Regions from separate parts of the Mus musculus genome. Here all the other regions are linked to region 1. A link is a loop called in an ENCODE intact Hi-C map of the cell type or tissue named here. Cell type or tissue: gastrocnemius. All regions are shown on one strand.

Evidence for each region. Peaks named below come from ENCODE experiments on the same cell type or tissue, not always from the same donor. Only the 100,000 strongest peaks of a DNase experiment are listed, where the experiment ranks them.
Region 2: it touches region 1 in a loop (2.4-fold over the local background); 7 of 42 quality-filtered maps call a loop at or near these places.
Region 3: it touches region 1 in a loop (3-fold over the local background); 18 of 42 quality-filtered maps call a loop at or near these places.

Annotation. Positions count from the first base shown.
Region 1 is chr12:64,963,923-64,966,422 of GRCm38, reverse strand. It overlaps Klhl28 (kelch-like 28), which reads left to right and starts at 887. Exons shown (of 5, transcript NM_025707.3): 1 at 887-1,014. Togaram1 (TOG array regulator of axonemal microtubules 1) reads right to left here and starts at 681. Exons shown (of 20, transcript NM_177805.3): 1 at 1-681. The coding sequence starts at 446. In gastrocnemius, no CTCF peak of the experiment used is centred here; DNase peaks (open chromatin) are centred at 718 and 1,275; H3K4me3 peaks cover 2,210 bases; H3K27ac peaks cover 1,675 bases.
Region 2 is chr12:65,035,422-65,037,921 of GRCm38, reverse strand. It overlaps Prpf39 (pre-mRNA processing factor 39), which reads right to left and starts at 1,588. Exons shown (of 14, transcript NM_177806.3): 1 at 1,454-1,588. In gastrocnemius, a CTCF peak has its summit at 1,398; a DNase peak (open chromatin) is centred at 1,595; H3K4me3 peaks cover 2,239 bases; H3K27ac peaks cover 2,377 bases.
Region 3 is chr12:65,072,757-65,075,256 of GRCm38, reverse strand. Fkbp3 (FK506 binding protein 3) reads left to right here and starts at 1,319. Exons shown (of 7, transcript NM_013902.4): 1 at 1,319-1,442. The coding sequence starts at 1,335. It also overlaps a transcript of Fancm not described here. In gastrocnemius, no CTCF peak of the experiment used is centred here; DNase peaks (open chromatin) are centred at 1,240 and 1,522; H3K4me3 peaks cover 2,500 bases; H3K27ac peaks cover 2,500 bases.

The DNA of each region.
Region 1 (2,500 bases):
CTGCCGCCTTCCACAAGCACTCGGCCCAGCGCCCGATATAAGGCTTCCTTGCGGCGGGGAAAGCCAAGCCGGCCGCCTCGCCGCGGCAAGGCAGCCTGCAAAGCCTGGAACGCCTCGGAAGGATCCGGTGCGGTGCGCAGGAGTTGAAGAAGCCGAGTCTCCTCCTCATCTCCGCCCGAGAGCCCACTTCCAGGCCCGGACCAGCTAGTTGAAACAGCCTCCGCCGGTAACAGGAGGGTCGAGGCCAGAGGCGACGGCGTCGCGGGGCAGGAGCCATGATCCCCGGCAGCCCCACGGCAGTAATAGTTTTTCTCGCCTCTCATGGTGCCCCCGGATCGACGACCATCAGTCCCTGGGGCGTAAGGACGACAGCGGCTCAGGAGGCGATAGGAACCAGGGGTCGCAGGAGGCGGCAGCGGGAGCAGCTCGGAAGGCGCGGCCGCCATGGAGGGTCGTCAGGTAGCGAGAGCTGGAGGGAACCATTGCCGTCTTGGGAGGGCTGGATGAAGCCCAGCCTTCCAGTTCCTCTCCAAGCCCCGAGCTGCAGAGGAAGAGAAGGAACGGCTCCGGTCAGCTGCCAGGCCGCTCGGGCCTTCCACTCCCGGAGCCAGCCTCCGGCAAAATGGCCCCCGCTGAGCCTGGGACCCCACAGGCGCCACCCGGCGTAACCAGGGCCACCACGTGACCAAACCGAGCGCTTCCATGGTGATGCACCCAGAGCGGACCTCTTGACCCGGAAACCAATCTGCCGCGGTGGATGCTGGGTTATGTAGTCCATGTAAGGACTTAAAGCATAGGCCGAAGATTCCTGGAAGAGGAAGTCTGAACGTAGCCAGAATGAAGAGGCGGGGTCAAGGCCTTAGACGGAAATGACGCTCCCTTGTCCGGGGCGGAAGTTTTCCACCCCACCCATAAGAGTTGAGGTTTGACGGGAGCAAGAGAGGATCCCATCCCGGGTTCCAGTTTTCCGTGGCTCCTCCTCCTGTTGCTGCAGGTGTTATTCCTGGGACTCAGGTATTTTCCTTTTGCTATTATACAGTGGTGCAGGCTTTGGTGGTGTGTTCCCCGAGTGCCCCAGGAGCCAGAATGCGAGGCAAAGAACTGGACCAGAGCAGGCAGAGAGAGACGACATGTTCTGCACAGTGCTGGTTACCATTGTAAACGTTCTACTCACTGCTGTCCAAAATAAGATTCTTTCTACCTGCAGCCTGCTTAGTAGTACAGGAGAACCTAACCGAGGCCAAGCACACAGAGTACTTTTTTAAAAAAGACTTTCTTGTCGTTGGGGACCTTCCTCGCCCCGCCCTCTTCTCCCTTGCCTCCTTTTCCTCTCTTCACCCGCTGGCTATGGAGTGTTAAAGGCTTCTGTCCCTTTTCATTGTCCGCATCACCAAGTTTTCTTATAGATAGGTAGAATCAGTGTTTTCCCCTTTGCATTAAACGGAGTGCTTAAAGCCTTTATCTTTTAACTCCTCTGTGGGACTTTTCCTTTCGCCCCACCTCCACCTTTCCCATCTCCCCTAGGATACTCCAGAGTCTCTGCAGTCTTTCAGTCTCCTGGAGACGGAGATCGCTAGACAATTTCAGTTGTGGTGCAAGTTCTTAGCATTACAGTCCTAAGAGAATTCTGCACAGAGGATTTAGGTTGATAGACATTATTTTAAGCAAAATGAGAATTTGATAGCTGATGAGTGTTTTTTTTTTTTTTGTAAAAGAAACTATAAATAGACTCAGTTCAACTAAGAGTATCTCCTATACGGCCACACCCCTTTGGGGCATGAAAGAGCAACTTTTTTGTGTGTCTGTATTTGAAACATTAATGCTGAATTACTGTATAGCCCAAGCTGGTCTTGAAGTCTTGACCCTCCTATCAGTCTTCTGATTGTTGAGATTACCAGTGTGCACTGTCAAACCAAGCTTGAAAACAGATTTGTTGTTGTTCGGCAGACTTTTAAAAGAAATAATACAATTACTTTTCAGTGAGAAAAGACTGAGTTATAATTTGAAGTTCCAAGCTTATATTCTTCAAATGCAAAAGTATTTCTGTCCCTCTTTGTATTAAATGGATATCTCTCAATTTTTATTTTATTTTATTTTATTATTTTGAGACTGGGTTTTCCTGTCTAGTCCTAGTTGTTCTGAACTCCCTGTGTAGACCAGGCTGGCCTCCAACTTAGAGATCTGCCTGCCTCTGCCTCCCAAGTGTTGGGATTAAAGCCCTGTGCCACCATACCCAGCTATATTATTTTTTGAAATCTTGAAATAATTGAGTCACATGTATCAAAGTGCTTTATAACAATAATTAATACTCCTGGTGATGCAAGTTGAAATTGTATTTATTAGTTTTTATTATAACATAATTAAAATGTTCTTAATTTTTTATTTTGGAAAAAGTATTAATATAAATGAGGCTGTATAACCATGTATCCTGTGCTTTGGTTTAAAGCTTTGGTGGGTTTCTTCACTTTCTTTTATCTTCTGTTTTGTGGTTTGCTGCTGC
Region 2 (2,500 bases), 71 kb before region 1:
AACTCATTAAATATGATGCACCTGAACTCTAATACTTTCTTTCCCTAATGCTTCCCATGCCTATGCCCATAAAGACATATAAAACACACTATATATCACTGAGCATTACCACAGACCAATTAAGTCATTCCTTAGCTAGCTAGCTGGTTTCCAATCCGGAATCACTCAGAGTCTCAGCCCCGATGAGTCACCTGCATCCCTAGGCTGTAAAAGGGGTTATTACAACAAGTGGTTTTGGCAACCGGTTTTTAGAGACTAAGTAGGATGTTCACAGACATCTTGTTTCCTCATTTTAAACAATTAGGTCCCAGAAATTGAACCTTGCTTATGTATTTACAATGTCTCCATAATCGTCAGAGATTATGTCTTACACAGAGCTCTTAACGCGTAACAGACAATTTTGCTCCTCTCTGAAAATAAAACTCTAACTTTTACAACGATGTTCAAATTTTTTGTTCCTCAATTCAACTTTAAGATACAAATAGCACTAAATATTGAGTCTTTTAAAAATTCTGGGGTCTGAGAGGCAGCTCAACAGTTAAAGACACTAGCTGCCAAGCCTCAAGGGACCACGGTACTCCTGTTCTCATGCACATGACACAGCTCCAGTGCGCATGAATAACACACGGAATAACAGTTTTTAACTCTAGAATGAGATTATAAACACGAGAAGAGTAAGGAATTTAACAGCTGTTGCTATTTTTCTCAAACGAACTATAAAAAAAAAAACTGCCATGGGTCCCGGCCTTAGCTTCCTATTCTTGTCTATGAATCCGTACAGTCCTAGCATTACCATTTCTACCAGCTGAAAATTTTAAAGTATTTCTGAAAACGTTAGATTAGCTTTCTAGTGTTAAGTTCGTGAACACCGGGCATCTGAATCTGCATAAAGCTACACCGTATTACTGCATCATTACTAATCTTACTACATTACTACTAATCCCTTAACATTGGGAATGCCGAATAGTATTTACTAACTTAAAGACCGCGCAGACTCCTGAGCACGAAAGGTTAAAAAAAAAAATCTATATAAGCAGATTGTTTTTTAAAAAAGACTCTACTAGGCTGTTTCCAAGTGTCCGCGTCGCCTCCCCTCCCCCCCTCCCCCCCAAAAAAAAAAAAACCCGCTTGCTTACGCTGCTGTGCAATGGGAAACGTTCTGGCCCTCGGCTCTAGAGAAGCAGGGGACTCAGCCTCAGCAGTTAGCAGCTTCGATAATCCAGGCTGAGGCTCCCGCCCCGCCGCACCCCTGAAGCGAGGCGCCGCTCAAGGTGCAGATCCCAGGCCTGCTCTTCCCAACAGGTGGGATTGGGAAGGAGACGCGCGCCCCGCGCCAGGCCTCGAGCCGGACAGGCGGGGGAGGCCGCGGCCCGGTGCGGCCTGAGGTGGCGCAGGCCCTTCCCGTCCCGGCGCCTCCCCTGCCGCCCGCCTCACGCCGTCCGCCCCCAGTTACCTCACTATGGATGCTGCTCGGTGCCATGAGCCGAAGCCTGGGCCAAGATCGCCAAAGGTGGGCCTGCCACCGCCTCGCTCCACGCAGCTACCGCAGCCACCACCACCAGCGCCGCCGCCGCCTCTTCGGGATCACACTGCGCACGCGCCGGCGGCTCCGAAGGCGCAGCGGTCACGTGACGCGCGCAACCGAGGCCCCGCCCCGGGTGGCCTCCAGTCGCAAACTTAGCTTCCCAAACCATAGCGAAGCCGGTTGTGCTAAGCAGCACTTGTTGCCCAGCGTCAGTCTCCAAAAAAAACCTCTAAAATATCGTAATTCTTTTCCTAACCGCCAAGGCTTTACACATGAAAAATGTGTCAGGAAATGGCCAGAAATTCAGCCTAAAACTTCTAAACCTCAAAACAGTATGGGCTGATTAAATCGTATTCTGCATGTCGAAACTAACCATTTGGGCTTGAGAGTTAAAGGCTCTGAAGGATTTGGGCATAAAACTTTCAGGGCAAAGAGAGGCAGCTTGGTGTTGATGATCTTAGCAGCCCTCTTCAGTTGTTTATATCCTAGTCCCCACTCTTAAATATCCGTTTTTTAAAAAAAAATCTCGTCTTCCGTCAGTAAAACTATAGACAATTGAGCGAGCGAATGTTTTCTCACTCACCGATCTTCCATTTGGAATTTCAGAGAACTCACAACTGGGCTTTTACTCTTCCCTCTAGAACTGGTCTCCAGAATGTTTCTTTTTAAGATGATTTTTTAAAAGATTTATTATTATATCTAAGTACACTGTAGCTGTCTTCAGACGCACCAGAAGAGAGTGTCAGGTGTCATTAGGGATGGTTGTGAGCCACCATATGGTTGCTTGGATTTGAACTCAAGACCTTTGGAAGAGCAGTCAGTGCTTTTAACCGCGGAGCCCTCTCTCAAGCCCTTAAGATGATTTGTAACGGTGTATAAACCTCTTCAACTGCTTCTCTGCTCCCAAATAGCCAACTCCTCCCCGTTGGGCATGAAATAGTCACGCTTTTCCCTTTACCTCTTAATTGGGCAGTT
Region 3 (2,500 bases), 110 kb before region 1:
GCTTTAAATGAGCTGTCACTGCTAACGACATACTACATACGGGGTTAAGATACATAACTTCGTGACCCCAGGACAAGCATTCAGTCATCGTTTGTAACCGTAACATGATTGAAGCAAAAGTAGAGATAAATAATATTTTTCTCCATCTATGCTGAGAAAATGCAGTTTTGTGTTATACAAATGGCAGTTTTAATGTTTTGTCTGTCTAAAGAATGTGCTCTGGCCCTGCATTCATTGAGAAACTAAAACAAATACATTTTTGTCGTGGGATTTCTTTTTCTGTTTTCCTCCGTATGTTTTTGTTTCACACGGGTTCTTGCTCTGAGGCCCACTCTGGCCTGGAACTCTGCATGCAGACCAAAATGACCTTGAGTTGGCCAATGTCCTGCCTCATCTTGTAAGGGGCTATACGGGCTCCTAAGTGCTACAGACATACACTTCATATCTTAACTCTCACATAATGATTACAGCTATAGAGCAGTAAGTGTTCTTGCCCAGTTCTGTTAGTGACAGCTTTCTGCTTTTAGTCTTGGGTACCAGTACAAAATCGGTAAACATCTATTTCCTCAGTTACTGAAACAAAGTACAAACACGCGAAGCTCTTGCTGTACATACACCACCCTCACTATCGTAAAGAGGTATTTTAAGTACAGCGTAATTACATTGTTTTATTCAAGTTTCTAAATTTGTAGGCAAAGCTCTGTCGGGAGAGGTTTGCATTTAGTTTTGTGGAAATTGTTTGATGGGCAAGGACTAGGCCAATCCAGATAAGATTAGAGTAGAACTAGCCTAAAATGAGATTGAAAACCCGAATGCTGTTATTTTCTTTAAACCGTTTACAATCTGTACTTTTAAAGACATCGTAAGCCGTAAATAATAAACAAGTGGGCGTGATGGCTGCCCAAAGAACGCCTCAGAAAGCATCAAAATAAGGTTTGCCATCATCACTGCATGCCGCTGGCCAAGAGACCTGCACAGATTTTCATTCTACTCAACAAGGCCCTCACAGCCCAGTGTTGACATCACCCTAGCTCACGAGTCAATCCGGTTTAGGACCATGGCGGCCGGGCCCCGGAGTCCCGCGCAGGACCCGTGGGGACAGAGAGTGGACGGAAGAAACCCCCAGGCTCAGCAAAGCAGAAGCCCCGCCTCCTCGCGCGCCACGCATGCCCAGGCCACCCTTCAGGGCCGGGGCTGCGTAGAAAGTGTGGGCTGATTCCAAAAGGCGGAGGCCCCACCCCTAGAGCGTGGCGTAAGCCCGGGCCACGCCCTGAGGGCGGGACCGCGCCGGATTGAGGCGGGCTGGCTCAGTGCAGCGGCAGCAGCAGGGGAAGATGGCGGCGGCTGTTCCGCAGCGTGCATGGACCGTGGAGCAGCTGCGCAGCGAGCAGCTGCCCAAGAAGGACATTATCAAGTTTCTGCAGGATCACGGTTCAGATTCGGTACCAAAGGCATCTGGGCGGCCAGGCCGGGGCGTCCCGGGGCAGCTTCACCCCCCCCGGAGATGCCTTACATACCGGATTCCTCGGTGCCCCCGCCCTCGCCCTCTGTGGCCGGTGCTGGCCAGGCCTGAGCGGCCCGCGTGAGCTCCCACTCTCCCGCCCCTTGGGCCGCCCCAGATTCCGCGGGGTTCGGCCCTTATTTCCTAGGGCAGGCCCTGGAGCTGCGGCCGTAGATTTAAATCCCAGACAGGATCTGTGAGGGCCGAGGACCTGAGGAGAAGGACCCTGAAATGCTGGCGTCTGAGGCGGGGGCGAGGACTCGGGAGTGCATGCTGCCGGGGCGCACAGTGCTGGCCACTGGGAAATGGGAGGGAGGGGTGTAAGGATGCGAGGGAGCCTCGTGTGCATCTAGTTTGTCTTACCCATGTACTGAATACCGAACTATGATCCGTGATTTTCAGAAACCCACATATTACTGTTTTAACTTTTTTTGTTACAAATCTTTTACAAAATAACCTTAGGGGAATTAAATGTGAATTTTTAATACGGCGGGCTTCTGTGATTATAAGCACGCAGATTTGAAAAATTCTAGTTGTATAATGCAGCTTTCAGCCCTGTCCGCATCTTAGCCACCCATTTTGTAGTCACGGGTTATTTTGTTAGACTTGAGTTTTTGCCCTTCAGGAAGGGTCATTCATTCCCACCCCCACCCCAGCCCCCCCGACTCCTTAATCTTTTTGGAGGCAACATCTCATAGCCCAGACAGGCCTCAAACTCCCTTGACCTTACCTTCATCTAGCAAGTGCTAGGAATAACAGCCCTGCTCCATCACGTCATGTTCTGTACCTCAGTTAAATTATTTTGAGGTTTTTTTTTCCGGGGGGGGGGGGTTGCTTTGTTTTTGTTTTTTGAGACAGGGTTTCTCTGTGTAGCCCTGGCTGTCCTGGAACTCGATCTGTAGACCAGGCTGACCTTGAACTCAGAAATCCACCTGCCTCTGCCTCCCAAGTGCTGGGATTAAAGGCGCTCTCCACCACTGCCCCACCTCAGTGGTCATA